2 separate regions of the Homo sapiens genome follow, and region 2 is linked to region 1. Evidence: chromatin loops called from intact Hi-C (ENCODE). Cell type or tissue: dorsolateral prefrontal cortex. All regions are shown on one strand. Links, peaks and the distances in the headings refer to the core of each region. The heading gives the core; the rest is flanking DNA.

Region 1 (15,856 bases), core at 3,184-11,183:
GACCTGCTAGTTTATATGATGCCCATGTTGTAATGGGTAGAGGTGGGTAACTTTCCATCAAATTGATACTTGCTCTTCTGTAGCGTAGTCCTTCTTGGGAAGTGGCTCTCAGTCACGGACTGTATTTCCCAACCTCCTTGCAGCCAGGTGAAGCTCTGAGTCTAATTCTTACCAATAGAATGTGAGTGGAGATGATATGGGTTACATCTGGGAAGATGGGTGAGATGCAGTTGTGCCTTTTCCTCCTTCAAGGCTCTAGACCAAGGGGATGGCAAAGGAGAAGGAACCTGGGCTCCTATATGACTACCTGGTGGAAAGCTACCTGCTAATGAACACTCACACTCATCTATTAAATTAGCAACAACAACAAAAAATTCCTTCCATGTTAAGCCACTGAAATGTTGGGGTTATTTATTACTGTAGCCAGCATTATTCTAATGGGATAACCCATGATGTAATATAAAATTGAGAAAGAAGATCTATAGTTAGAATGTATGTTGTGGCACATGTCCCATAATAAAATTAGTCTATTTTTTTTTTTTTTTTTTTTTTAGACGGAGTCTCACTCTGTCACTTAGGCTGGAGGCAATGGCACAATCTCGGCTAACTGCAACTTCTGCCTCCTGGGTTCAAGCAATTCTCCTGCCTCAGCATCCCAAGTATCAGGGATTACAGGCGCCTGCCACCATGCCTGGCCAATTTTTTTTATTTTTAGTAGAGACAGAGTTTCACTATGTTGGCCAGGCTGGCCTGGAACTCCTGACCTCGTGATCTGCCTGCCTCGGCCTCCCAAGGTGCTGGGATTACAGGCGTGACCCACCGCACCCGGCCTATTAGTCTAATTTTTATAAGCATAATTTTATAGGTCTTGCTTCTTCTCTGTTCCTTTCCCCTTTATACTGTCCTTTGCTGGTACTGTCCTTTGCTCAACTGCTGGAATTACTGGTATGGTAATTCTGAGCAAATTTTAAAAAGACAGTTCTGTCTTCAAGATGTTTTATTGCTTCTTCCTGAAATGTTGTCATTAAAAACTATACAAATCTTGTATAACCACAAGGTGAGTAGCTGGCACTCTCTAAAAGCTAGGAGACACCTAGGAAAACTGAAGTCCCTGTCTAGGGCTAGACTAGCAAACTTGGGAAATCACTGATTCTCTCTGAATTGGGCGAAGCAGTGAGCTGCCTGAGGGTAAGACATGCTTGTGACTTTTTGCAGTATTTTCCTTAGTCCAAGGACCCATTCTCAGCAGTAAGTGTTCTGAAGCTTGTCTGAGTCTGGTCGAAACCAGAATGCCAAGTTATGAGTTACACTGGAAATGTATGAGGGGAACTTCATCCTAGTGGGGAGCTCAGCTCATTATTGCCTGGAGCAAAAAGAGTAGATTGTTCTCATCGGAAATTTCCATCATGCTTTGGCATCCTGTGAAACTGTTCTGTTTTCAAAGGACTGGGAATCCGCAACTAGAATCACAGCAGCTGCTCCCAACCCCATGCCTGAGGTCCTTTCCCCCACCAGTGGCCCCTTGTCTAGATTCCCTCCCTCAAGACACCGTATCGTTTTGATTGCACATCCCCTTTTCACTGCGTTAAAGAATCGTGCGCCAATTGGATCTGGGTCTTACCTTCTCCACTTACTACTAGCTATGTGACTCTGGACAAGTTAACCTGTCTGCATTTCGATTTTTTTGTCTGTTCAAAGGAGATAATAGTACCTACATCACTGGATTCTTGGGATGATTATTTGAGATAATTTAGGTAAAGTGCTTATCCTCTAATGTTGTTGCTATTTAAATATTTATTTTAATAATAATTATACAATGAGATGGGGCTTTGGGAGAATCTAATACAGTTACTCATTTTTTTTTTTTTTTTTGAGATGGAGTTTCACTCTTGTCACCCAGGCTGGAGTGCAATGGGAGTGATTTCAGCTCACTGTAACCTCCACCTCCCAGGTTCAAGCAGTTCTCCTGCCTTAGCCTCCCAAGTAGCTGGGATTACAGGCATGCCCCACCACACCCAGCTAATTTTGTATTTTTAGTAGAGACAGGGTTTCACCATGTTGCCCAGGCTGGTCTCAAACTCCTGACCTCAGGTGATCAGCCTACCTGAGTGCTGGGATTATAGGTGTGAGCCACCACGCCCGGCCTAATTACTTATTTAATGCAGGAATACTTTCTGCAACATACTGTTTCATAACATTTCAGTTAGTAAGTTTGCAAGTTTTCTTCTTATGTCACAGTTTGATTGACTGCTTTCCAACAATTTATCGGAAGTTGAATTGATCTCACTAATAAGCTCTTTCCAAAGTATATTGTGGGACAGGTTGCCTCTCGGGAGGTTTCCTAAAGCCAGCTGACCCAATTTGTCATTTTCTGTTGACTGTAGTTTTCAATAAATATATGCTTAGTTCCTCACCCATAATATCTCAGAATATAATATGTGGATATAACATCTGTAGATCAGTATTTTCTAGTATGCCCCAGCTGATTTAAAATGTCCAGCCAGGGTTGGATACCACTTAGCTCTATCTGCTGTATATAGATTTTTGTTATCTTTAGGCCTATGTATTTTGGGGCTCCCTCCACAATCCTCCCTTAGCCTCAGGTGTGTGCCTTACTCTTTTGACTCTGTTAGGCCATACTACAGTAACAAACCTCAAAATTTCAATGGCTTAGCTCAACAAACATGTATTTCTGGCTTTCAACTATTGCTATTTGGTGGAGGCTTTCCTTTATTCAGCTACAAAGGGATCCAAGCTCCCTTTCTTCTGTGCCAGTTGAATATCAACATATGGCTTCTCAGGTTGCCATGCCAGAGGAAGAAAGAGCTGACACCAGCTCTTAAAAGCCTCCCCTGGAAATGATACATGTCACTTTTGCCTATGGCTCGTAGGCCAGAATTTGTCACATGACTCTATGCATCTTGATGCATGGAGCGCACTGGAAATTTGATGAGGTCCCTATCATGGACCTGTTTCACAATGATCTCTTGTCTTAGATCTTCAAAGCACTTATCATCACCCAGTACTTGATGTATGCCTTCCTTTATTTGTTTATTGCCTATCTCTCCCAAGTAGACGTTAAGCTTTTTGAGATCACAGGCTTTTGTTCACTGCTGTATCTCTAGTGCTTACAGTGATGCCTAGTGAGTAGTGGGGTCTTAATAAACATTTAATAAATAAGTGAATGGCAACTCCATACACAAAGGTGAAGCCACTGAAATCTGTTGTGGGATTTTATTTTATGTCAATGTGCTTTATAGCTTGTGTTCTTTTTCAAAAGCACATTTAAATGTTATTGAGTCCAAAGAGAAGTTAAAGAATAATAGGCTAATTAAGAAGAGAACATTATATGTGGATCTCCTACTATTACTCACGAAGAGCATTTATCTCTCAGTTGTTCATTCCTGGAGTGATCACCCCAGGAAAGGGCAAATGTAGTCAGCAGAGAAGGATGCTTTCTGAGGTTCAGCTGACATAGGCAATAAAAGACTTGAGTTGGCAAAGCAGAAGGTGATATCACTGTGGGCCTGTGTTCAGCCTTTTCTTTGCTGAGCTGAGCCTATCGAATTTGCACAAGACCAGTCTGTTGAAACTTTATAACCCCCATAAAATGGAAAACCTTCTGCAATGAATGCTTCTTCTCATTTTGAATACTGCAGAACCCAATTAAAAACAAGGTTTGTTATTAAGGCTGGTCTAGAGACAGGCAGTATTATGTTATGATTAAGGCATGAACTCTAGAATAAGAAAGATTTGGGTTTGAACCTGAGTCCAACACTTACCTCCCTGAAACCTCCCAAGCCTCATCTATAAAATGTAATGAATATTTCCTACTTGCTAGAATTGTAATGAAATTTAAATTGAATAATGCTTTTAAGGTGGTTAGGTTGGTAGAAGAAATGGCACTTTGGAAATGACAGCAATTATCACATTCTATAATTGGATTGTTTTTCTGTACTAGATATGGCAGTATACCCAGGTTACAGTCAGTGGTGGGGCTTACTCAGGGAGATGAGAGAATGTGAGGCCACTCAGATGGGCTGTCCTTTGTGGATCAGCCCCCGACCTGAGGCTTCCAAAGCTGCCTTTCTGGTGGGCCTGTAGTGCATGGCCATGGCAGGCCTGCTTTGCCCCTGAGCTCAGTTGGCAGCCCACCTCCTTTGGTGCACTCAGCATCTTTGTTCCCCAGCATGGGCTGCTTTTTCACCATCCAGTGTGAAGCTCACCTGTCACAGCCCACCTCAAGGACATTATTCCCCCCATGCTCAACATTTAGCTCAAGCCTCCAATTCTGGTCCTTTCAGCTGTGGCCAGGTTAGCAGGATCGATTCACAGAAAGAACCATTTGGGGAACTTCTCTTTAAAAGGGACTGAATTTATGTCAAGCTTGGAATGCTGCAGACTCCTCTCCTCTATTTTTTAAAGTGAAACTTTACATGCAAAGAAGTTTCAGCCCTGGCTGGGAACAGTGGCTCATGCCTGTAATCCCAACACTTTGGGAGACCCAGCCAGGTGTTTGAGACCAGCCTTAGCAACATGACAAAACCCCATCTTTACAAAAAAAAGATACAAAAATTGGCCAGGTATGGTGGTGCACGCCTGTACTCCCAAATTCTCAGAAGGCTAAGGTGAGAGGATCACTTGAGCCTGGGAGGGTAAGGCTTCAGTGAGCTGAGATCGTGCCACTGCACTCCAGCCTGGGCAACAGAGTGACAGTCTGTCAAAAAAAAAAAAAAAAAGAAAGAAAGAGGGAGAGGAGAGGAGAGGAGGAAAGAAAAAGGAACGAAGGAAGGAAGGAAGGGAGGGAGGGAGGGAAATAAAATTAAAAAGGAAGGTGTTCAGCCCTATGGTTATTTTTTATGGGAAGCTAACTTTGAACAATGAGAAAATTTAGGAATATTTGAAGTAGTATTTGGGGGTGAGGTTCAGTTATGTTCTTCCCGTGATAAACATGGAATTGCCTCTTTAGAGTAGATAGACAAATCCCTCTTACATAAAATGCTTCAGATGACTGCCATTTCTCTTAAAAAGCTCTCCCATTTTTGTTATATGCTTTCAATTATCTGAACTGGGAAGTAAGCTTTGGTGTACTTCTAATTCAGGGCAATTTTTTGTCTGCCTGGACCCCCATAGGCAGGCGGACTGGCACCACAAGGCAGGGGGCAAGATTCTCCTTATAAGGAGGTTTCTTGTAACAACTTGTTTGTTTGGTGCATTGTGCTTCATCTATTTTATCCACCATTGACGTGCTTTCTAAAGTAGTTGTGCATCCGCTCACTCTAGAAATCCATACAATGTATTTCACAAGTACTAAGAACTGTCATCCATAAAATAGAATATATTTTAATTATCCTTTAAAGAAGACAAGGTAAGGTTGTCCCTTCAAATACCTAACTCTCATCTGTGATTTGAAATGAGTATTCATAGCTCCATTTTTTGAGACATTTTAAATAGATTATTATGCAAAGATGCATACCTTGAGCAAACAAAATAGTATTATGAACTTTCATATATAGATAAACAAAATTTAACAATTATTATCATTTTGTCATATTTGTTTTGTCTACTTTTGGGAAAAGCATTTTAAAATTAAGTCACAGCCACCAAGACATTTCACCCCTACAAGCTTCAGTGTACATCTCTAAAAATAGGACATTTTCTTATATAACTAGTTAGGCTCATTATTACATCTAACAAAACAAATACTTAACATCATCTAATGCCTAGTTCATATGCAGATTCTCCCAAGAATCCTCCAAATGTTTTTCCCCCTTCAGTTGGTTAGTTTTAATTAGCCAATGAGCAAAAATCTCTCAACTTCTATTTTCCACTACATTAACTATAATAAGAATATGGAGCAGTAGAAAGTTCTCTCAGTCTGTATAGTATGCGATGATCAGATGGATTTTCTTTTTTCCCAATATTTTCTTATGAAATTCCTCAAACATATAGAATAGTTGATAGAATTCTTCAGTGCATCCCTGTTTCCATGGTTCTATTTTTAATTCTCTTCCTGACTTCTTAGTAACTGGGACTTGATAGTCTCTACCCCTCAGATTCAGTGAGAAAGTAAATAAGCATTCCGTGGCTCCTTTTTAGGGGGAAGCCTTAAATAATATTTGCAAAGCAGATGGATGTCATTTCTTTGCATGGCTTACAAACCTTGGGAGTGTCTTCTCAACTGGGTAGCTCATGCCAGTCTATAAATATTATTGAGCCTGACTTTCAGTTGACAATACTTTACTGGGGCATCCCCAGAGAGCCAGGTGCTGACCTGTTGCCAGTGGAATCACCGTGTGAGTTAAGAGAGAAAATGATGAGCCACGCTGTCTAACACTGAAGCAATTGGAACAAGCTGTGTGTTTACACCTTATGCAATGTCAGCTGTATTTCAACATTATCTGAAAATATCATGCAAAGGTATTTGGAAAGGAGAAAAACAAATCTGGTTTTTAAAAATGTCTGTCTGAGGGTTGCTGCTGTTGCTATGGAAATCAGAGAAGCAGACTTTCACGCTTTACCACACCGAGCTTGTTTTTGAACAGATTCCTGAGACTGTGGGCTTCCCCCCACCTCCTATTCTGAGTGGTTTTGTTAGATATAACCTTGCTTGAATAATATTAACATATTCCTGTGGGAAAGCACATTAGGTGCTAATGCTTGGAGTTGTTTTTAACGAATGATTTAACAATACCGGATTCATTTTTCATCTGTATGTTTTTAAATAGACTGGCTCCTATAAACAGCGTTAACATACAGCTCAGCTTGGAGCATAAGGAAATGTTAGTTTAATATTTTAGTGCCATCTGCTGTAAGTTTCATGGCATTCTACCCCATCTGGCTTACTTGCAGCAATTCCCTATCTTTTTTTAGTTTCAGTAGAACACAGCAATCTCTTTTCAAATCTTTCATACTGATTGGGTCCTGTTTCTTCCTACTGAATACTGGATGAGGCTGTTGTCAGAATGTCTCCTTGATTGTAGGTGTTCATTTCCTGAAGACTTCTGTTTCAGTGCATGTGTGTGTTTGTGTGTATGTATTTGTGTGTGTGTGTGTGTGTGTGTGTGTGTGTGTGTAAAAGAGAGAGACAGAGGGAAAGAGAGAGAGAGAGAGAATTATCAAGCAGTTAACTCCTTCCTAGACCTCTCTTCCTTATTTCAAATGATGCTGACTCTTGGTGAGTGAACATTTGTAAATTCAGCACCATTGCTATATCAACAACTATTGAGAACCCATTGCATGCCAGGCTCTTTTCTAGGCACTAGGGGAGAGAGTGGAGAACAAAGCAGACTTCCTGCTCTCATGGAGTTTCATTAGTGGAAGAGACTAATAGTATACAAATAAACACACATCATATAGTATCAGGCATTGGCAAGTGCTGTGAATTCAAAAATAAAGCAGGCTAAAGAAAGCTATTTTAAATACGATGGTCAAAGAAGGCCTGATAGATGATAGAATTAGAATATTGGAATGGACATGTTAAGGTTGCTACAAGGGCAACAAATGTGCCCTCTAACCCTGTGCCTTGAGGCTCTTGTTAAAGATAGACCCTTGTCATTAGCTAATTAATTATGTTTCAACATTAACCATGAACATTATATGGATGAAAAACAAATCTGCTCTTTAAAAGCCATCAGAGTTTTTGTTGTTGCTTTGGAGCTAGATGGACCTTGGGCTTAAGTCAGCTTGTTCTTCAGTTCTCAGTTCTTCAGAATTCAGCAGTTCTTCAGTTCAGCACATGGTTAGAACACCTGTATGTGTCTGATTCTTAGTTAAGTTCCTTGGAGAGTAACAAAGAAACTTTTCTCCAGGAGTTGCTTTTAACTGTATGCTTTACCAACCCTCAACCCATCAAGGGGATTGAATAATACATATAGAATATTTAAAGAATAACACCAGATACTATTATGTTTGACTTCAGCTACAAATCCTGTCAATCCTAAGTGCTATTGGATTTCAGAGGAGGGAGAAGTGTTAAGATGTCCAGCGCCCTTCTCTTTACCTAAGCTCTTTAAAGGTCAGTTTGAGCAGAACATTGAGCATCACGGAGATTACTAATATTCCTTTCATTAGAAACAAAGAGATTCTGAGGTCAGGTAATTAGAATCATGAACAACCCATGTGAATTCTTCTGTGTTTATGTGTCTGTGTTTGCTCACACGTGTGCACACACTCACATGTGCACATGTTCCATACATTCATTCAGGAATCAAATATTAGGCAACTACTGCATGTGAGTTACTGGTCTGTGACTGGAGAAGTGTAGGGAGAACTTTCCCCTCTGAAGGTTCAAGTCATTAAGTCTGTTGAAATAAACTGACAACAGACAGATTAACAGGAGAAAAGGCATTACAGGTGTTCATGGGAGCCACACAAAATATGAAACTCAAAAAAGGGTCAGATGGCTGATGCTTAAATATTCTTTTCCTAGGGGAGATGTAAAGTGAGGGATGTAGGCAATTTCAGAGGAAGACTAAATGGTTTTTAGGGGATTTTAGTGGCCCCAGAGAAGAGACAATAGCCTGGGACACGGTTCTTCTGGCCTCTGGGAGAGGTGATGACAAGTTATGGGAATGTGAGGGGCAGAATGATACTGCAAACAAAGTTTGTCTTATGCAGGTAAAGAAGAATAGTTGAGAGAATAGGTGAAATGTCTGTCGGGTGTGGTGTCATGAGCATGGAGACTTCCTCTCCTGCTTTATGAGTTAATCTTCTCTGCCCAGTGTAGATTCAATGGAGGAAGTCCACAACAATTGCATTCCTTCTGGATGAACTTCCCTTAGTCAGGTAAGAGAATTTCAGAGAGAGCCGCTTTCTGTGCCTTGGAAGGAAAAGCTGGGGGTGAACGGGGAGGCAGGAGAAGGTCAGAGAGAGACTTTGGCTCTGAGGCCTTTCAGCCTCCTTTGTTCAAAGCACTCAGCATGCCAAACGGCCATATTTTGGGGTATCATTTTCTGAGCCCCAACAGAAGCTAATATGAGTAAGACACAGTGCTTGCCTGCAAGGTATTTGTAGGGACATATATACAAACAAATAGGTGTAATAAAGTGTTATAAGGGCAATGAAAGCAAGCAATGCTTAACCCAGCCTTGTCTGTGTTAATGATTGATGTTGAGATGTTTGAGATGTATGACTCTTCTAATTTTTCTATGCCTGTTTTCTCATATCTTCAAAAAATCTGGGACAGGGAGAAACATTAGCAAAATAATGACTCTTAGCCTTCTTACTTTAGGGAGAAAGGTTGAGTTGTCCTAAAGTAATCACAGTATTTGTTTTGGCTTACTGGGACGTGAGGCACATAAAAAGAATCATTGCTTTAATAGCTTGAGTATCATTATCAGATGCTGTAGTGATAGCTAGTACACCAGTGGGAGAGAAGCAAGTAGTAAGTGCATTTCCTCCTTGTTTTCCTGTTTACACAGTGTACTTGGAGTTACTGGATAACTTTAGAGACTCATTAGCCCTCTGTACAATTAAACGTAAATGCCCATCTTAGTAGAGGCTGATCATAATGTAGCTGCAAAGTTGGGGTAGGGGGTAGAGGGACAGATAACTATATGAACTCCTAAGTACGCATAGACTTCCGTGTGCTTGTTCCTGGGAGCCTGTGGCAGCCTGCATGGAAGCAAAAGTAAAATTGAGTTTGGGAATAGGGGGAGGTTGTTGAATGTCTTATTTCACCTCTACCCTCAAAAGTGCTTTCGATAAGGTGCTTCTAGGCACAAAGGAAAGATTTAAATCCGCCATATTTCCCTTATTATATATAAACTTTTTATCCAGTTGAGCACCACTTTTCAGAGCTAGGAAAATATTTTTGGGCTAACTAAAAGCTGTAAAAGCTGCTTTTTGCTTAGTGTTTATAATGATGATCCAGCTCTCTGATTACCCATTTCTCCCTTCCCCCAACCCAGTATGTTCAGTTGGCATCAAAATGATACGTCTATGGTCTGTGGCACCACCTTTGGGAGAGGTGGGTTTTCTTCCTGATCACAGTGTCCGGGAATCAGCTGCAGCACAAGTCCAATTCCAGTACCAGCACTGGCTCCCCCAAGATGCTTTCACTGCCATTTTCGTACCCTTCTCTCCTCTCTGCTCTCTCAGTGACTGGCAATTTGATTGTTTCTCCAATTTCCTTTTACTTCTGTCTGCACAGCACAATGCTGAATTCAGAAAATGAGAACTCAGCCATCACTTTATTCTGATGTAGGGACACCCTGTCAATGGAAATGTGGACTAGTGTGTAGGTTCTAGTGACTCTGGGCCTTTGAAGCTCCAAAAGCTTGCTATTTTTGGTGCCAGCAGGTTTTCAGAGCTCTGAGAATTTCTGTTTCCCCTTCCCCTGATGGCAGACCATATTGCATCTACTGCTCTTTCACTCCATCCTCACAAAGACATAAGGAGAAGTTTGCCAAGGGGGAACATCGTTCAATATTGAATGGGATTTCTGAGCAATGTTGCATAATCTTCTTAGTCAATTTTTGAACCTAGCAGAGATTTGACTATTCGTGGCGGTGAGGGGGCGGGGTTGTTCTTGAAGGGACTAGAATTAAAATTCTTATGCTGGGACTGCAAGTCCCTGGAGGGCCTGAAATTGTGCAAATATTTGCAGGAGCATTTTGCTAGACCAAGATCGTAACTTTCATCAGACTCTCAGTGGGATCTGTGACTCTAAAAATAGGTTTAAGTTTAAAAGGGGAAGAGAAAACACTCAACTTGATAATTTCAAGAGCTCCATGCTGCTGAAAAACCTGAATCTGTGATTTCCTGCAATATTATCATCCTTCCCCTCAGAAGGAAGAAAAATACAATATAATCACCTTTGTTTTTCCAGGAGCTTCAAACTGTGGAATCACATTGCTGATGAGTAGGCCTCAGCCTGGAACACTCCTGTTCACTGTATAATATCTGACTGAGCAGTGTGCCATTTTAAATAATGGTCATATGAGTGTTGGCTAACAACCAAAATTTCAGTTACATCATTCCATATAGATAGATAGATAGCTGGTTTACTTATATAACAAATATTTGTTGTTACATCTTATACATCAGGCACTGTTTGAGGCACTTGAGATACTTCAGTGAACAAAATGAAGATTTGTGCTCTCACGGAACTTACGTTCTTGTAGGGGGAGAAAGACAAGAACAATAAACATAATGTGTTAGTCCGTTTTTGCATTGCTACAAAGAAATACCTGAAGCTGGGTAATTTATAAAGAAAAGAGGTTTTATTGACTCATGGTTCTGCAGGCTTTGCAGGAAGCATAGTGCTGGCATGTCATTCTGGTGAGGCCTCAGGAAGCTTCCAATCAGAAGATGAAGGACGGCAGCCATGTCAAATGGCAAGAGTGAGAGCAAGAGAGTGAGATGGGAGGTGCCACACTCTTTTAAACAATCAGATCTCATGTGAACTCAGAGTGAGAACTCATTGATCACTAAGGGGATAGTGCTAAACCATTCATGAAGGTTGTCCCCATGATCCAATCACCTCCCACCCTGGGCTCCACCTCCAACATTGGGAATCACATTTCAACATGAGATTTGGAGGTGACAAATACCCAAACGATATCATATAATATATATGCAAATTATATAGTATGCTAGAAAGTGGTAAGACTCTGGGGAGGAAAAGAAAAAGTAGAAAGAGTTAGAGGGATTGAGAATGTGATGGAGGGAGGGGCAGGTCACTATACTATATCAGGTGGTCAAGGGAGAGAGAACTCATTGAAGAAGGTGAGAGTGGAGCAAAGATTTAAGGAAGGCAAAGAACTTAGGTAAGCAGCTATGGGGTGGAAGAGCAGCCTAGGAGGAAGAAACAACTGCAGTAAAGGCCCTAAAGCAGGAGTTGTCTGATGTGTTCACAGAACCGCAAGGAAGCCAGGGTGGCTGGAAGGGAGAGTCATTGGAAAGGAGGTCAGCAAAGCAAGGGGAGGCAGACCACAGGCCTCATGACTCTCACTGGAGTGCAATGGGACCCCCATGGGGTGAAAGCAGAGGAGTGAGCTGCTCTGATGTGAGCACTCACTCTGCTTGCCATATAGTGAGTAGACAGGAGAGACCAGGGCAGAAGTAAGAAGACCCATCAGAGGCTCTTCAGGAACCCGAGTGGGAGATGGTGGTGGAACAGGGTTGTAGTAGTGGCAGTAGTGAAAAAATGATCAGGTTTTGGAAATATTTGGAAGGTAGAACTCACAAGATTTCCTGATCAACTGGCTGTGGGGCAGGAGAAGAAACAGCGATGACTCCACAGTTTTGGGTTTCAGCAGCCCTAGAGAATGGATGGGTAAAAGCCTTGCAACTGAATGAAATCACAAGGGAATGGGTGCAGTAGTAAAGACAACCAAGGGCTGGCAATTAAACTTTATATATCAAAATGTATTAAAATGGACTTTAAAAGTTGTAGCCAAATAAGCAATCATAAGATGAGTAGCTTATGAAAACATTTATCTTCAGTTATTTAGAACAGATGTAGATCATAAGTAAGTTTTGAAGAGGAAGCAACCTTGACATATTGTACAGTGTATTCACAGGGAGTCCTGCTTGCACAGACTTTCCAGTGCACGGCAGCACTCTGGGAAGGCAATTAAAGGCCCTTATTTAATTATTGATTAATCAATGCTTCATCTAAAAGCATTTTTATTAATATAAACTCCATTGTTAATTATTTTCTAAAATATGTTAATATTCTTATCTAAGCAAAACTTAAAAAATTGTGTTGTTGGTGACAAGATTTACAGGAGCCTCAGGATCTCAATTCTGGATATAATTTTTTTTGTAAAAGGCGAATTTTGTTTTACCTGAAAGCAGTCTTAGAGAACATTTACTCCAATTCAGTAATTTTACAGTTAGGGTAAGTGAGGCACAGATAACTACGTAAGAATCTGAAACAGGAGTCAGCAAACTATATCCAATTTGTGTTCGTTCATTTGTTTTTATACAGCTTTATTGAGATATAGTCACATACCATAAAATTCACCCTTTTAAAGTGTACAATTCAGTACCTTCACAGAGTTGTGCAACCATCACTACTATCTAGCTTCAAAAAATTTCATCACCCCAAAAAGAAACCCCATGCCCCTCAATGTTCATTCCCCCTTCCCTCTTTCCCACAGTCCCTGGCAACCACGAATCTATTTTCTATTTCTATAGATTTGCCTATTATAGACACAGTTTAAATTTCCTGTTAATGGAATTATATGATGTGTGGCCTTTTGTGTTTGGCTTCTTTCACTTAGCATAATATAATATTTTCAGGGTTCATCCATGTTATAGCATGTATCAGTACTTCCTTCCTTTTTATGGCAAAATAGTATTCCATTGTATGGATATACCACATTTGATTTATCCACTCATCATTTGGTGGACATTTGAGTTGTTTCCGTTGCCAGCTATTAGGAATAATGCTGCTATGACCATTCATGTACAGGTTTTTGTGAGGACACATGCTCTCAGTTATCTTGGGTATATAGCTAAGAGTGAACTTGCTGGATAATAAGATAACTCTATGTTTAACATTTTGAGAAGCTACCAAATTGTTTTCCAAGGTGGCTGCACCATTTTACAATCTCAGTAGCAATGTGTGAGAATTCCAATTTCTCCACATCCTCACACTTTTTAATTTTAGCCATTCTGGTGGTTTTGATTTGCATTTTAATGATGACTAATAGTGTTGAGCATCTTTTTATGTGCTTATCAGCCATTGGTCTTCTTTGCAGAAATGTTTATTCAAATGATTTGTCCATTTTTACATTAGGCGGATTTTCTTTTTACTGTTGAACTAAAGAGTTATTTGTATGTTCTAGGTACATTCTCCTTATCAGATACATGATTTGCAAATATTTTATCTTGTTCTGTGGATTGTGTTTTCACTTTCTTGATGGTGTCCTTTGATAAATAAAAGTTTTTAATTTTTATGAAGTTACATTTATCTATTTTTATTTTGCTGCTTCTCTTTTGGTGTCACATCAAAGAAACCAGTACCACCTAATACAAGTTAACCAAGATTCATTTGTTTGTTTTCATCTAAGAGTTTTAAAGTTTTAGTTCTTTCATTTAGGTCTTTGATTCATTTTGAGTTAATTTTTGTATGTGGTATGAGATAGAAGCTCAACTTTTGCATATAGATATCCAGTTGTCTCAGTACTGTTTGTTAAAAAGGCTGTTCTTTTCCCAATATATTGTCTTGTCACCCTGGCCAAAAATAAATTGACCGTAAATGTAAGTGTCTGTTTCTAGACAATTAATTTTGTTGTATTGATTTATTGTCTAGACTTATGCTAGTATCATATTATCTTGACTATTGTAGCTTTGTAGTAAGTGAAATCTGGAAGTGCAAGTCCTCCAATTTTGTTCTTCTTTCTCAATATTGTTTTGACTATTCTGGGTCACTTTTATTTCCATATGAATTTTAGAAATAGCTTGTCAGTTTCTGAAAGACACTTAGCTTGTACCTTGATAGGAACTGCATTGAATCTGTAGTTTGAGGAGTACTGCCATCTTAACAATATTGCCTTCCAATTCATGAACATAAGAAATCTTTTCATTTATTTAGGCCCTATTTAATTTATTTCAACAACATGTTGTAGTTGTCATTGTACAAGTCTTGCACTTTTAAAATAAATTTATTCCTGATTATTTTATTATTTTTGATGCTGTCATGCCACCACCTGTTTTTTTAAAATAAAATTTTATCAGAATGAAGCCATATTCATTTTCTCACATATTTTCTTTGGCTTATTTTGTGCTACAAGGGTAGAGTTGAGTAGGTGCTATTGAGACCATATGGCCAACAAAGCTGAAAAATGTTTACTGTTTGGCCCTTGACAGAAAGAGTTTGCTGATCTCTGGTCTAGAACATAATTTGTTGGCAGGAAAAGCTGATTCTTTTCTTTTTCTTCCTTAGAGATGCTGTGTGGTAAGATGGAAGAAGAATCAGTGTTAGTATACTTGATGTTGAGAGATATAAATAAGATTGGATGGCTTGAGTTTTGGAGTAAGTGAGACCTAGGTTCAAACTCTGGATCATCGCTTTCTATTTGATCTCTCTGAAATTCTGTTTCGCCTCCTTGAAATTTTAGTTTCCTTTTCTTATGAGGGAAGAAAGTGACTTGTTATTGTCATATGTAACAGCCAATGGCAGAACTGGCCTCAAACTTCTCCTTTTTGTCCATTGTCATCTCCATTGCTTGACAGTTAAATCTCTGGCCAAGAGCTACATTCTAAATATTGCTACTTCCCCATCCTCCACACTAAATTCTTAACATCAACTTGTTACAAGCTGTGTCTTTATTATGCCATTTGTTTATACAATTTTTTTCATAAAAATGTAAGTGCAGAAAAATATGTTACTCAATATTAGATGGAACAAGTTTTGTTTTGTTTCTTTTCCTCTTATGAAAAAGATAAGTGATTTCATTTCCTAGTAAAGGTATTCTAGTTTGACTCATAAATTTGCAGGACACATTCTTTTCTTTATTAACTTTTGTTTTTATTTTATTTTATTTTTTATTTTTTTATTTCCATAGGTTGTTGGGGAACAGGTGGTATTTGATTATGTAAGCACTTTAGCAGTGATTTGTGAGATTATGGTGCACCCATCACTCGAGCAGTATACCCTGCGCTCAAAGGATAAAAGACACATTCATATTAACCATGATGATATAGAAAAGTGCAGCAGTTTCAGCCACCAAAATTATGTTTCCAGCAACATCTATTTTGTTGATATAGATGACAACAAGCTTCCAGCTGGAACAGATTCAAATGGGTTTCCTCTTGCTCAATATTTGAATCTACTCCAGAAAATGATGGCTAGACTAAAAGGAATCAAAATATGACTCAGCAACTCCAGTTGTATAGGTAA
Region 2 (15,856 bases), core at 2,903-10,902, 190 kb before region 1:
AAACAAGTTCTAGGATTCAGGCTGATTGGTCTAACGTGGGTCAGATACTCAATAGAATGCTCTGATTGGCTTGGGCTGAGGGGTGGGGTCAGTGCCATCAGACTCCTATGTACTATAAGAGGAAGAGGGTGAATTTCATGAAGGAGAACTAAGGTGTTCTCACCAGAAATGTGGAGTGCTACGAAGGCAAAAACAACAGATGTCCACTGTAGCCAACCTTATTTAAATCACAATGTGTAGGGAGGGTATTACCCCACAGACCCCTAAACCAGTACTGCTTTGACTTTGTAGAGATTTATCCTCATCCTTTTTCTATCTGTAGCATTTTACTATAAAATATTTGAGAAATTAACAGAGTGAATGTGAGACTTCATTGGCCCACATTTCTTGACTTGGAGAAGCTAATCTACTATAAGACTAAAAATACTGGGGATTTTCTTCTGTTTTCATCTGTTTGTGCCCCGAACTAGTAGTGGGAGGGAGCAATTTTGCCTGAGTGAATCTCCTGCACAAACCCGGACTTTCTCTCCTGTGGGTTGTTGCAAGTTCTAGTGGGAGTAGAGAATGTTAGTGAGCCCTTTTCTCTACAGATTTACAGTCATATTTTCCCAATGGCTTTTTCAGTAATAAAGCTGATTTTTAAAAATCTCAATTTATCTGCCTCATGTCTTATTCCCAGTTGCTTTCAAGCTTGGAGGGAAAAAAGGAGGGGAGGGGGTTATTATTTGCTTTCTAAAGCCTGACTCTGTACTTGAGTTAACTGTATTTTTATATAATCCAAATGTTGAAACTTGAAATGCATATTGACTTTCCAAAAACCAGAATATTCCATTAGTCAAAATAAAGAATTCCCTTTCCATTTGGAAAAAGTAAAAGTTTGCAATACTTTACTGCACACCCATTTCTTAGTCATATGTATATAAAAATGACAGTATCTGTAGAAGTTAGAGCCAGCCTACATAGAAACAGTTGCTTTACAAACCATAGCTCATTTGTATATGTGTGCACTTGACAAGAGGTCTTGGGAAAGAGGTGCATCACTGTTATTAAATATAGAGAGCTTTGAAACAATTATTAGTGTGGTCAGCCCCATTTTGCTAGCTATGCCAGAATGATCATTTTGCTAGCTATGCCAGAATGAGCCAACCTGCAAATTCTGCCATTGAGAAATAGAATTTAATTGTGCAAATACAAGAGGAACTTAGCCAAACAGACTACTAAGTTCCAAATAACTTTAGATAACCTTCTTAAATCAGACCGATGACATCAAAAATAATGCCATTAATGCCCTTGAAAACAATAGTAAATACAATAAAAGCTTATTTTATATATGTATAATAGAATGTATCATATGTATTTGCATTTGTATATGTGTATTTATATATACATATAAGAATTTTACTTAATATAGTGGGTTTTGTATTAGTTATCATAGTTTTAAAATTGTGTTTTGGAGACATTGTACATTAATTTCATTTTTGTCTTAAAACAGAATTACAGTTAAAATCATCCAAGATACACTTTCTTTGGAAGATATATTAACAATCTTCTATTCTTGTTTAAAAAATACCTGCTGGCATGACATTCACCCCATGCCTGACCTAAATCTGAAATGCTATAGTGTCTGCCTTCTTTGTCCTTTTTGATCTTCAGTGAAGACAACTACTGACTTGATATCTATATTAAAAAGCTTATATTCTAGATCAATGTTCAATAGAAATAAAATGTGAACTATTACATGTAATTCTAGATGTTTTATTAGCCACAATAAAAGTAAAGATAGATGAGATTAATTTTAACAAATATTTTGACCCAACATAAGACAATATTATTTCAACACATAATAAATGTAAAAAGCTATTAATTAGCTATTTTTGTCTTTTTTCATACTAAGCCCTCAAAATACAGTGTATATTTTATACTTACAACACACCTAAATTCAGTCTAGCCACATTTGAAGTGCTAAAGACACATGTGAATAGTGGCTACCATATTCAAGTATGCAGTTCTAGGTGATTGTTTTTAATTTTTTCATTTAGAATTTAAATTAATATTTGGTTTTAATTTGGTGACAGAAAATCAGAAATAATCATGACTTTATAAAGATAGAAGTTTATTTATATCTTATACAAAGTTGGGAGGTAGTGGTCTGGGTTAGCAAGGTGTCAGGAACTCAGACTTAAAAAAAAAATTCTTATTGCTTTGCTATATGTGGCCTCTGTTAAAAAGGTCACCTTATGGTCCAGCTCCAGTCATCACATCTGCATTTCAGCCAGCGAGCAAAGAGGGGTAAAGGAAAGGAGGAAATTTCATATATAAGTATGTCCTGTGAGCCAGAACTTAGTCAAAAATCCACAGATAGCTGCAAGAGAGGCTGGAAATTTTAATGTTAATTTAAGGCAGCCCTATATTCATTTTTAAAATGAGGGTTTTATTACTACAGAAGAAATGGAAATGGATAATGAAGGGGAAACTAGTAGTCCTTATTTCAATATGGTCTCTGAAAACTTGATCGATTTTTGAGGAGGTTGCCTTAAATATACCTGTCACTGTTTGGAGGTGAAATGAGGCATTTCTAGGGTTATACCCACTTTAGAATTAACACATGAATGTGTTAGTTTATGGTGAATCTGCTGATATTTAACATTTCCACAAGCTAGAGAGTCCATGTGACCTTAGAACTATGATAATGAGGATGACTGGAGCTATGCTTGTGGAATTATTCAGAGGGATTTCTGCCACAGAAGAAAGGTCCCCTCAATCTTGGTTTATAACCAGATCTTCTGACATGACTTTTTTGTCTTCAGACATGCAAACATTTAAATGCTTAGTTTTAAAATTTGTGTTGCCATGTGTCCAAAAATGTTACACTGTTGAATTGAGAGTTTTTCTAAATGTGGAGCTATCTTCTGGTGAAACAACTGGCTAAGCGGAGGGTAGACCCCATTTATTTTCTTTCTTTCTTTCTTTTTTTCGATGGATTGCTTTGTTTAACCATTTTGTTAGGTATCTTTTTTTCCTTCCTAAATATCTTCAAATGCCCAGAAGGCAAAGGCCTATATTTTATTGCTTTTTGTGTTTTCCAGACACAACTTTAGTAGAGCATTAGAATAAATAGATATTTAATATCTCTAATTAAATGTACTACTATGTTAAAGCTATGAAATCTAAGGCAAATAAATATCCAAGGGTTACTATTAAAGATGGTACAAAAAACTCAAAGCTATACTCTTCCTGCTTTTCTTCAAAGCCAGTTTTTCTACACTCTCAACATATATCTGTTAGGTTGTGAAGGGAAGGGAAGGGTTAAAGAAAGAGAGAGAGAGTTGGCAGCTCTACGGTAATGCAGGTTTTTTGTCCAGCACAAGACCTGCAGAGGTGGGGGAAGCCAGTTTTTCTGTCTCTCAAGATATACCTGTTATGTTTTGAAGGAAAAGCAAGGGTTAAAGAAAGACACAGAGAGAGTTGTTAGCTCTTCAGCCACACAGGTTTTATTTCCAGCACAAGACCTATGGAGGTGGGGGACCCATTTAATGCCAGAGCTCACTGCTGCTTACAGGCTGGGGTAATTTATAGGTCTGGGGTAGGGAGACAGCGGTCTGGGTGGTATGGCTTTCTGCCCAGCAGGATATTGGTAAGATGTTCCTATGATCAGGTGGTTTGGCCCTTTTTCTGGTGGGATGTGATAGGATGTTCCTTGGACCTTTTCTCAGCAGGGTATGATAGGGATGTTCCTTCAGTTGGGCCTTTGCCTGGCAGGGTATGATAAGGATGTTCCTCTGCCTTGTGGTCAGTTGGTTAGGCAGGATGTTTTTCATGGCCCAAATCCCCGTGGAATGTTTCACTCTGACCAAGGTCTGCGAAATGGCAAGGGGCTTACAAAATGGTGCAGTTTGGACTAACACTATCCTAACAGTTGAAATAAAAGTCCTCTCATTCTCCCTCCCTCAATCAATCTTCTTAATTTCTGGTCCAACAAAAATCATCACTGTCCTCAGAAAATTACTTAAATTGTGTGGAGACTTGAAGACTGGTGATAAGCAAATGGCTTTCCAGCTCAGGTTTTTTGTGTTTTTTTTGTTTGTTTGTTTTGTTTTGTTTTTCTTTTTGAGATGGAGTTTCGCTCTTGTTGCCCAGGCTGGAGTGCAATGGCACGATCTCGGCTCACCACAACCTCTGCCTCCCGAATTCAAGCGATTCTCCTGCCTCAGCCTCTGGAGTAGCTGGGATTACAGGCATGCGCCACCACGCCCGGCTAATTTTGTATTTTTAGTAGAGATGGGGTTTCTCTATGTTGGTCAGGCTGGTCACTAACTCCCAAACTCAGGTGATCCGCCTGCCTCGGCCTCCCAAAGTGCTGGGATTACAGGCGTGAGCCACCGCGACCAGCCTCCAGCTCAGGTTTTATGGCATCTCAGAGTGACTTCTATAAACTAAACAGGTGTAGTAAAATTTTCAAAATGAACTCTTTTTATTTGGTTTTAATTTAGTAAATGAACACTTTCGTAGACTGTGGGCTTTTTGGTTTGTTTGAGAAAGGGAAGGCAGAGAAACCAACAAGGGGAAGTAAAATGGCATACAATTAAATCAATGGGAAAGATTCACTCTGTCAGTCTGAGCCTCACCGTTGTCTTCTCCGCTAGACTGGGCAGCTCCCAGTTACAGGGCCGCGCTCTCAGTCTTCTCCGGGCCTCAGGTCTCAGGAGTGCTCCTTCCAAAAGATACTTGAGCAAAAATGATTTTAAAGAAATTACTGTCGCCCTTCTCACACGAAACTCTTTTTTAACAAGTTTAATCATGGTTACAATTCTCATTTAAACTATTTCAGCAGCCCCTTGACTGAGTTCAAAGGGAAGGTAGACTTTAGAAGATTTTAGGCTCTTCTAAAGTTGTAGATCAGAGAATGGAGAGGAGAAAACAAATGAGATGATTGCACATGAGATCTTTGTGTTCTTCAGTTGTAGATGTTTCTCATTCCCCCAGATGCACTTTATATCTTTAATTCCTCACTTGTCATGTTTACTTATTCCTAATTCAACTGAATTGATTATTTAATTCATCTGCAATCCTTGTTTTGAATGCCTCAATTCTTCAGATTGTCATTAAGAATTTTCCAACTGGATGTTCCATTTAATGAAATAAAGGTTTATTTCTTCAAGACTTCCTAAACATTCTTTGCCTTGCTCACTAATTTTCTTCCTATTGGTGGTTTCTACCTCTAATTTAAATGAGTTGCTAAGCATCAGTAGTGCTGCTTGAGCCACGAATACAGGGAGTCAAGTGTGAGCTACAATGTATGTTGATGAACAGCCATGAGTGACTGACAGGTGTTTCTCATTACAAGTTATTGGGTTTTTTTGGAGATAATAATATCGAAGCATATTTAATGGTAGCTTTTAATTTAGAATTTCACCACAAAGATCTTTTGATTAGAAACAGCTATTCTCAAACTTTTTGGTTTCCTTCATACTTTTAAAAATTATTGAGGACCCCAAGGAGTTTTTGTTTGTGTGAGTTACAATTGGTATTAATCATATTAAAAGTTAAAATTCAGAAATTTAAAACATTTATTAATTTTGAAATAATAATAAACTCATTACATGTTAACACAAAAACATGTTTTTATAAAGATAATCGTATCTTATGAAACAAAACTGTAGTAAGGAACACGACATGGTTTTACATTTTTTTAAAAAACCAATGTCTGACTTAAGGGAAGACATTTAGGATTCCCATACTCCTTTTGCAGTCAATCCATTACAAAATCTTAGATCGTGTAGCTTCTGGAAACCTCCACTGTGCATTTGTGAGACAATGAGAGTGAAAAAGCAAATAACATCAACATTATTGTGAAAACAGCTCACAAACCCTGAAAGTCACTAGCCACACACTGAAGACTACTTATTTAGAACAATATTTGGTTCATGAGGGGAAATTGTGTAATATTCGTAACTGAAGTTGAATCAATGTAGAACTATAGGGCTAGAAGGTGTTAGTTACTGGAACATAGTTTAAAAAATATGTCTTAAAATAATTTATCTACTGTTTAAATTGTAGTAGAAATTAATTTAAAAATTCTAAAAAGCATCACATATTTGAAATTATTGAGTGGCAAAAATATGAGGATATATATACATTGAGCAGAACTTTAAAAAATAATAGTCTTTAGAAGTTACCATTTGTGACCTTGCTACTAGAACTAGTTACTACCATCATATTACCTGATCAAGTCATCATGGTACAGTAGAAAGAGCTCAAGAGTGTGAGTTCTAACTTCCAATTTGACTGGTTTTGTGAACTTGGGCAAATTACTTCACTCCCCTAAGCTTCAGCGTCCTCATTTGTGAAATGGGAATTAAAGTACCGACCTTGCAGAATTGTAAGATAGGGAAATGGGGGAGCCGTGAGTATAAGGATTAAGCTCCCACCTCAACATTTAGCGCAGATTTTGATGGACACCAATATTGAATTCCACCTAGAAACAGGTGGGGGCAGTGGTGAACTGCGTGAGTAGGGAGGCATTGGCAAATCTTAGCTGCAAATAGCCGCAAACACCCTAGTGAAAGAATATCAGGCCACTGGACGTGGTGGCTCATGCCTCTAATTCTATCACTTTGGAAGGCCAAAGCAGGAGGATCCCTTAAGTCCAGGAGTTCAAGATCAGCCTGGGCAACATAGCGAGACTGTGCCTCTGCAAAAAATAAAAAAATATTAACTGGGCATTGTGGCACACACCTGTGGTTCCAGCTACTAGGTAGGCTAAGATAGGAGGATTGCTTGAGCCTGAAAGGTCAAGGCTGTAGTGAGCTGTGATGTACCACTGCACCCTAGCCTGGGTGACAGAGCAAGACCCTGTCTCAAAAAGAAATAACAATAAAATATCAGGCCAAATCCAAGCTTGATGCAGCAGTGGCATCAGAAGACCAGACAGATCACAGTAACTATGAGGTAAAGAGACACAGAAGCCAGAAACCAGGGTGAGCACAGGAATGAAAGCCAAAGAGCAAGCTACCAGGTCACAGAGGGGAGAGTCAGATCAAGGCCAGGAACCAGGAGTAGGTAAGGTCCAGGAGGGGGTACAAAGAATCCTGAGAGAGAAACCTCGGGCCCTGGGTGAACTTGATGAGGAGTGAAGCACTAGGAAGTGGTAGCCCTGGCTAGTCACATAGGCCTAGCCTGATCGAAAAGACAGTCAAGAAGTGGGCAGGATGGGGCTTTTCCCACACATCTACCCAGGCATCACATAGATCTGGCCTGGGCGAAATGAATACTCCCCCTGCTTCAGCCCGTCTCACCTCTTCATCTTGTAACAGAAGTGCTCTTTCCTGTGGAGAACTCATTCCAGACAAAAAAAGTAAGGCTGACTCCACCTAGGGTGACCAGTCTTCCTGGTTTGCTTGGAACTGAGGGGGTTTCCTGGGACCTTGGACTTTCAGTTTTAAAACTGGACAAATCCCAGGCAAACTGGGATGAGCTTGTCACCCTGCCTTACACTATAACCACCGCTACCCTAAATGAGTGCACATATGCCCCAAGTTGGGCTGATGGAGAGGATCTCCAGGACATTCGTCTTAGAGCTGCCATCAAAGATGGTTCTATTACTTCTGGGTGGACTAAGTCGGTGGAATAGATGTTATCTGCCAACTGTCATTTCATCCACTACAGGAAGAATGTCTGTCTGAGAGATGAGTATAAATCCCTATCTCTGATGAGCATCTCAATCCTGCTGAACCTGAAGCAAGGACTGCCCAGGAAACTTTTGGCGACATGAGCTTATGAATTCTTTCTTCTGAAGTTTGGATTTGGTTTCTGGCCTGGCTTAATATAGTGGGTACTTTGAATAGAAGGCAGATATAAATCATGGTGTATACTTACAGGCATTTTAACTATCAGAAGACTCCCTCACTTAGTGAGACATTATAGCTCACTGGGTTAAAAGCTATAATACAGGACTGCCTAAATGACAAACTCCTCTGCCTTGATCAGTGTCACACAATTGCCTGTATTATGGTGTCTTGATGTGTGTGTTAATATAGCCTTCTTTTTCTGTGTTAGCCTGTTCTTTGAATTCTTCTGTTCCTTGAATTCAGTGCCTTCTTTCTGCCCTAAACTGCCCTCAGTGTCTCTTCATTCCTCTGTCTCACCTCCTCTAACACCATTCCTTGCTCTAAATACCCAATCACATTTTCTCCAGCTGCCTGCTGGTATTAAATACTCCCAGCTCTGCCAGTCTTTCTGGGTTCCTAGCTACAAAGAGTTCTGTCTGCCTTACCTAACTGTATGTGGCACCAGGAGGGACTTAGAACCAATGAGTGGACATTTGGCTTAATCTTTGGGTGATTGGATGTTGCTCTCAGTTGCAAAACCTGTTGTTGTCATTATTGGAAACATGGCCCTCTTCCAAATAATGCTTTCAGGATTTGTGATGCTTTAATGTTCAAGAACTTTCCCTCACATATGATATAACTGACTGGGTAATTGGGTAGGGGTAGGAGATAGAGTGTGGTGAATTTGCAGAATAAGCTTGTGAAAATGCTGAGTCAGAGCTGGTTTAGGAAGGATGCTGCCACAGCTACAGTTTTCAAATTTTACTGCATATAAAAATAACTTGAGGTGCTTATTTAAATTGCATGTTCCTGAGCCCATCTCCAGTGAATCTGATTCAGTAGCTCTGGAGTTGAGCCCAGGAGTAATCATGTTAAACGAGAACTTCAAGTGATTCTGATGTAGTTTGGTCCCCAGACCATACTTTGAGAGACATCCCTCCACTGTGTGTTTAGGAAATATGCTTGGGGGAGCAAAGACACTGAAAATCAGGATGTGTTAGAATAAATACAGGATAGATCATTTTTGTGTGTTTTTTTTAATGCCTTTTGAGTGTTTTAGAATGTTTGGCTTGTTTTCCTTAAGCAGTTTGGTAAACTTGGAAGGCAGGCTAGGGAAATATGGTGGAAACTACATATATGTTCCATGTCTATCCCATAATATTCCACATACCCCAAAAATGTTAAGGACTGTTGGAACTCAGTGGCCTGCCCAATCACACATATCATGGAATGTCTTGAGCGGGGGTTATTCTGCAGAATTGACCTTTACAATCTCATATTTTAAATTATTCAACTCAGCAAAGAGCCAGCATTGCTAGCAGCAATTTAGGGTTATAAGGGAGAGCAGGTCAGGTGCCTGAAGTTGTGAGGCAATCATCTGGAATATGATGCATACTCCAACTCAGTATGTATCAAAAGATGCATATCCTCAGTTGGAGCACTGTCATAGATTGGTTAGAAGGAAGTCTCAGGGTACCTGGATCTCTTATTCTGGGATGGATGGAAACATCCCATCAGAAATGCAGCTCTTAGCACCAGGATGATAGTGTCTATGGTACTACTAGTGTACTGGGAGCATTGGTACTTCCCACATATGTCAGGAAGGCTTTGCTTGGCTGCTGGCTTCTGGGTAGAGTCCAGGAATCCCACAGGCCTTACTAGGCGAGCAAAATACTAGCTCTGGGACAGACTACAAATTCTGAGACCTATAGGAAAATTGTGGGATATATGATACATTCAGTGTGACAGTCTTTTGCTGAAATTAAATATTTATCATAAGTAGTTTATTCTCAAGTTTGGCTACCAATGGTTTCAATGCCAGTGGAGCAACAGAGGCTGCTGCTGTGTTTGATTCCTAGGGATATTATACACATAGAGTGCAATGGGCATGGAGCGTCAAGGAATATTTTTAATATGATAACATTAGGAGAAACATTGAGTAGAAATGTATATGGTCATTGGTTATCAGCCCAAGTTTATAGTTCTTGAGGCTGCTGAGGTTGGTAGAATGTGTTAGGGGAACTGTAGGGCGATAGATACATGTTCTGGTGGCTCGAAGATGAGCCAGACTTTGGTAATGACCTCAAAATTGACCAAAGGACCTCAAAATTGACCAAAACTGATTTTTTTCTGCTCCCCCTCTCCACTTGGGGCTTGTAAATGGTGTAGTGACTGTAAATAAGCATATCAATGGAAGATGGTCCCTAAGGAGGCCATTAAGTCCGAGAATAATTATGTAGACCCCTGAGCTGGCATTTAACAGGTGCTATTGCCGTTATTATGTATGTTATTGCTGAGTATTATAAGAGAATCAAGAGAAGAATGTGATAGACATCAGTTTTCAAAATATTTAAGAGTGCTATGACCATCCTCCTGCATGGCCTTGGCTGGGGGCTGTTTTCCTCTGTGCATAATGGTGTTAATGGGTAGAGAAGGCATGGACTGACAGGCTGAGAGGTTAATCTCAGAGCCTGCAGGTGCCACAAATGTACAAGAGTCTCTATCCTGCACGTAATGAATGTAGAGAGCAGAAAGCTTAGGAGTGGAGACCTAGTCTCTCAGACTTATCTGGGAAGCAGGGGAGAATACTTGCAGGTGAAAAGAGGTTGATGAGGCAAGGCCAAGTCATCAGGGTGGAAGCCATATCTAAGGGAGAAACAGGGAGCCAAAGTCTAAGCCACACCATCTCCAGAAGGAAAATATGGGTCAAAGGACCCAGGATATCACAAGACCTAGAGGTGCCCGCTGGAAACCCTGGGCTGATATCCCAGGGCTCAAAAGGAGGAGCAGTGGCCCTTGGAGGAGTTAGGCTAAGGGTTCTGTGATCCTGCTTAGTCTAAAGGATCCCCAGTGTGTCTTCTTATGGAATTCCTCATACTTCATTCATTTATTCAGTCATCATATATTAAGTATCTACTATATGCCGGTTACCTTTATAAATATGCATGCAAATTAGTGAGATAAAACTCAGTGATACCCTGTTTAACACAACATACAGGAAGAAGTTCATTTGTACAGGACCAGAATAACTCTTTTTGTTATTTTTTATTTTTTTTTATTATACTTTCAGTTTTAGGGTACATGTGCACAATGTGCAGGTTTGTTACATATATATACATGTGCCATGTTGGTGTGCTGCACCCATTAACTCATCATTTAACATTAGATATATTTCCTAATGCTATCCCTCCCCCCTCCCCCCACCCCACAACAGACCCTGGTGTGAGATGTTCCCCTTCCTGTGTCCATGCGTTCTCATTGTTCAATTCCCACCTATGAGTGAGAACATGCAGTGTTTGGTTTTTTGTCCTTGTGATAGTTTGCTGAGAATGATGGTTTCCAGACTCCTCCATGTCCCTACAAAGGACACGAACTCATCCTTTTTTATGGCTGCATAGTATTCCATGGTGTATATGTGCCACATTTTCTTAATCCAGTCTATCATTGTTGGACATTTGGGTTGCTTCCAAGTCTTTGCTATTGTGAATAGTGCCACAATAAACATACATGTGCATGTGTCTTTAAAGCAGCATGATTTATACTCCTTTGGGTATACACCCAGTAATGGGATGGCTGGGTCAAATGGTATTTCTAGTTCTAGATCCCTGAGGAATCACCACACTGACTTCCACAATGGTTGAACTAGTTTACAGTCCCACCAACAGTGTAAAAGTGTTCCTATTTCTCCACATCCTCTCCAGCACCTGTTTTTTCCTGACTTTTTAATGATTGCCATTCTAACTGGTGTGAGATGGTATCTCATTGTGGTTTTGATTTGCATTTCTCTGATGTCCAGTGATGATGAGCATTTTTTCATGTGTCTGTTGGCTGCATAAATGTCTTCTTTTGAGAAGTGTCTGTTCATATCCTTCGCCCACTTTTTGATGGTGTTGTTTGTTTTTTTCTTGTAAATTTGTTTGAGTTCATTGTAGATTCTGGACATTAGTCCTTTGTCAAATGAGTAGATTGCAAAAATTTTCTCCCATTCTGTAGGTTGCCTGTTCACTCTGATGGTAGTTTCTTTTGCTGTACAGAAGCTCTTTAGTTTAATTAGATCCCATTTGTCAATTTTGGCTTTTGTTGCCATTGCTTTTGGTGTTTTAGACATGAAGTCCTTACCCATGCCTATGTCCTGAATGGTATTGCCTAGGTTTTCTTCTAGGGTTTTTATGGTTTTATGTCTAACATGTAAGTTTTTAATCCATCTTGAATTAATTTTTGTATAAGGTGTAAGGAAGGGATCCAGTTTCAGCTTTCTCCATATGGCTAGCCAGTTTTCCCAGCATCATTTATTAAATAGGGAATCCTTTCCCCATTTCTTGTTTTTGTCAGGTTTGTCAAAGATCAGATAGTTGTAGATATGTGGCATTATTTCTGAGGGCCTGTTCTGTTCTATTTGTCTGTATCTCTGTTTTGGTACCAGTACCATGCTGTTTTGGTTACTGTAGCCTTGTAGTATAGTTTGAAGTCAGGTAGCATGATGCCTCCAGCTTTGTTCTTTTGGCTTAGGACTGACTTGGCAATGGGGGCTCTTTTTTGGTTCCATACGAACTTTAAAGTAGTTTTTTCCAATTCTGTGAAGAAAGTCATTGGTAGCTTGATGGGGATGGCATTGAATCTATAAATTACCTTGGGCAGTATGGCCGTTTTCACAATATTGATTCTGCCTACCCATGAGCATGGAATGTTCTTCCATTTGTTTGTATCCTTTTTTATTTCATTGAGCAGTGGTTTGTAGTTCTCCTTGAAGAGGTCCTTCACATCCCTTGTAAGTTGGATTCCTAGGTATTTTATTCTCTTTGAAGTAATTGTGAATGGGAGTTCACTCATGATTTGGCTCTCTGTTTTTCTGTTATTGGTGTATAAGAATGCTTGTGATTTTTGCACATTGATTTTGTATCCTGAGACTTTGCTGAAGTTGCTTATTACCTTAAGGAGATTTTGGGCTGAGATGATGGGGTTTTCTAGATATACAATCATGTCATCTGCAAACACGGACAGTTTGACTTCCTCTTTTCCTAATTGAATACCCTTTATTTCCTTCTCCTGCCTGATTGCCCTGGCCAGAACTTCCAACAGTATGTTGAATAGGAGTGGTGAGAGAGGGCATCCCTGTCTTGTGCCAGTTTTCCAAGGGAATGCTTCCAGTTTTTGCCCATTCAGTATGATATTGGCTGTGGGTTTGTCATAGATAGCTCTTATTATTTTGAGATACGTCCCATCAATACCTAATTTATTGAGAGTTTTTAGCATGAAGGGTTGTTGAATTTTGTCAAAGGCCTTTTCTGCATCTATTGAGATAATCATATGGTTTTTGTCGTTGGTTCTGTTTATATGCTGGATTACGTTTATTGATTTGCATATGTTGAACCAGCCTTGCATCCCAGGGATGAAGCCCATTTGATCATGGTGGATAAGCTTTTTGATGTGCGGCTGGATTCAGATTGCCAGTATTTTATTGAGGATTTTTGCATCGATGTTCATCAGGGATATTGGTCTACAATTCTCTTTTTTTGTTGTGTCTCTGCCAGACTTTGGTATCAGGATGATGCTGGCCTCATAAAATGAGTTAGGGAGGAGTCCCTTTTTTTCTGTTGATTGGAATAGTTTCAGAAGGAATGGTACCAGCTCCTCCTTGTACCTCTGGTAGAATTCGGCTGTGAATCCATCTAGGACCAGAATAACTCTTAATCAACATGTATCAGTCTTCACAATGCTCTTTCACAGTAGTGCTCCTGGCAGCATGCCCAGCAGGTCTGCCCAGCACTGCTTTTTCTTAGCATTTTGTAGCCAAACTGCACATCATTGCCTGTGGCTGTGTATCCATTGATTTTTATGCAGTTTCTTCAGCTTGCAATTACTTCATTTTTTTTTGTTCATGTCAGAGTAGCTACTTAAAATCTTGCAGCCGTTTGTGCTTTATGTGTGTTCTGCTCAGGTGCTGTAAGATAATTTAGTTCTCAGAAGCCCAGCTTACTACAACTATGTAAAGATGCCTTTTGTTAATGGTGTTTGAAATACTGGCATTGTCAAATAGGCTTGATAGTCAAATATTTAATACTGGATCAAAATCATCTTGAAGAGACACTAAAAACTTTATTTTTAGAAAAATTTAGAACTGTTAATTGAGGGTGCTGTGTCAGGCATTGTGCTGAATACTTTACATACTAATAATACATAGTATTTATTAAATACTATATATCAGACACTACATTAAGTGCTTTCCATTATTTCACTCAACCTTCACAACAGTCCTGTGAAGAACATGCTATTACTCTGATCTTGCAGATGAGAAAACTGAGGTATAGAGAGTAGTTTACCTAAGGTCTCACAGCTAGACAGTGGTAGAGCTGGTATTCAACCCCAAGCAGTCTGTTTGCAGAGCTCATGCTCATAACCCTGTGTTATGGTTTATTTATGCTACGGCTCATTTTATGTGACCTTCGCAACAGTACTGTAAGGTCTACATTGTGACTACTCTTTAACCAGCTATATTATTATTATAGATTTTATCAGAAACTGAGGCTTTTCGGATTAATTTACCTACATTGAGTAGGTTGAATAGTCACAATCTGAACCCAGGAAGCTGGTTGTCACAATTCTCTTCTACTAAACTATTCTCTAGCAAGTGGTGCAACAGGTTTTCAAATCCTGCCTGACTTCAGAATTCCTAACCAATCCAATACTGATACATCTGGAAAGTCAATCTCACATGGTTTTCTTTGTCAGTTTGTTTTGGTTAATGATTTGTACTAAGGTCTAGAAGTAGTGGGATTACTACTGTGGCCATTTAAACATTAAACTCCACTGGAGTCACTGAGAACTTTTAGAAACAGAATATCTTAAAATGTTTTGTATATGTTCAAGTTGATTATTCATTTCATTATTATTTTCTTCTATAGAGAACACATTAGAATGCTTAGGATAAAGAGCATTCAGAAAGCTCTTTAATCATATTGGAATTCTCCATTTGAAGATTTAGAATCTAGAAGATCTGAGTAAGAATGTACTGTAACGTTATAATGGAAGTCAATTGGAAAAAGCAATACAAATTACATACATTAGACTTACACGCAACCTTTCTTCTTCTCCTGAAACCCCACCGTTGCCAGCTTCATGCTTTGCAGATGACTCTGCCTTATACTTCACTGAAAATTATAAGCCATAGGACACAAACCTCCCTTATCTCCAGCTTGAATTTTTCTCAGTCTTCATCTGCCTTGTGTTTTTTTCCATCTATGGAAAAGAATTAAATTTTCTACATCCAAAATTTAATCTTTGCCCTCAAATGCTTGTACCAGGTGTGAGGTCTCACAGTGAGACTAGATGGGGTAGGGAGTTTTGCTAGTTAAGATGGGAGTTGCCAAATTTCAAAGGATTACTGTGAGGTGTGGACCAAGAGGGAGACCAAAGTTATCACTGGAGACAAGTATCAAGCATCTATTGCACAAGAGAGCTTTCAAAGCTACAGGGAAGGAGTCAGAATCTAGGATCTAAGAAAGGCAGAAACATATCAGAAAGTGTTTATTCAAATGAAATGGCTTACGATCTAGGCAAGGACAAAGGGAGTGAATTGGTATCTGCTTCTTTTTGGTGATGAGTATGTCAGGTGAGGAAAATCATGTGCTTGCTCCACTCTTATCCACTGGCTTCATCATTTATCTCCTCTCTTTCTTGAATCTACAGTTTTCCCCTTTCCAATGTATTCTCACCCCCCACTCCTTTAGGTTATACACTTTCCTCTCCCTTTCCAAAAACCCACTTTACCCCTTTATGTCTTCAAGCAGATGTCATCTTTTCCCCACTCCATACTCCCAACCCCCAATGGCTAAAATCAATGGTTTTGATCAGTCATAATGCTCATGAGGCTCTTTGTGGCATTAAACATTGTTGAACATGCCCACTTTTAAAACTCCTCCCTTCGTTGTGCCCTTCTCCTGCTTCTTTGGGTGTGTTTTCTTTCTCCTTTCTCTTTGGGTTTTTAAATATGTATTTTTATAAGGATATGTTATTGGCCTGCTTCTCAGCTC

Evidence for each region. A loop is a pair of places that touch in the nucleus more often than their neighbours do. Peaks named below come from ENCODE experiments on the same cell type or tissue, not always from the same donor. Only the 100,000 strongest peaks of a DNase experiment are listed, where the experiment ranks them.
Region 2: a loop joins it to region 1, with 2.8 times the contacts of the local background. A loop is called at or near these places in 19 of 110 quality-filtered maps.

The regions. Positions count from the first base shown.
Region 1 is chr14:59,698,929-59,714,784 of GRCh38, reverse strand. The region is part of intron 3 of RTN1 (reticulon 1); the gene reads left to right. Among named protein-coding and RNA genes, the nearest start is that of MIR5586, 60 kb to the right of the region's middle. In dorsolateral prefrontal cortex, for the core only: a CTCF peak has its summit at 6,821 (motif pointing left); a DNase peak (open chromatin) is centred at 10,522; H3K4me3 peaks cover 735 bases; H3K27ac peaks cover 4,576 bases.
Region 2 is chr14:59,888,598-59,904,453 of GRCh38, reverse strand. No RefSeq gene overlaps it. Among named protein-coding and RNA genes, the nearest start is that of LRRC9, 24 kb to the left of the region's middle. In dorsolateral prefrontal cortex, for the core only: CTCF peaks have their summits at 6,278 and 6,480; a DNase peak (open chromatin) is centred at 6,533; H3K27ac peaks cover 770 bases.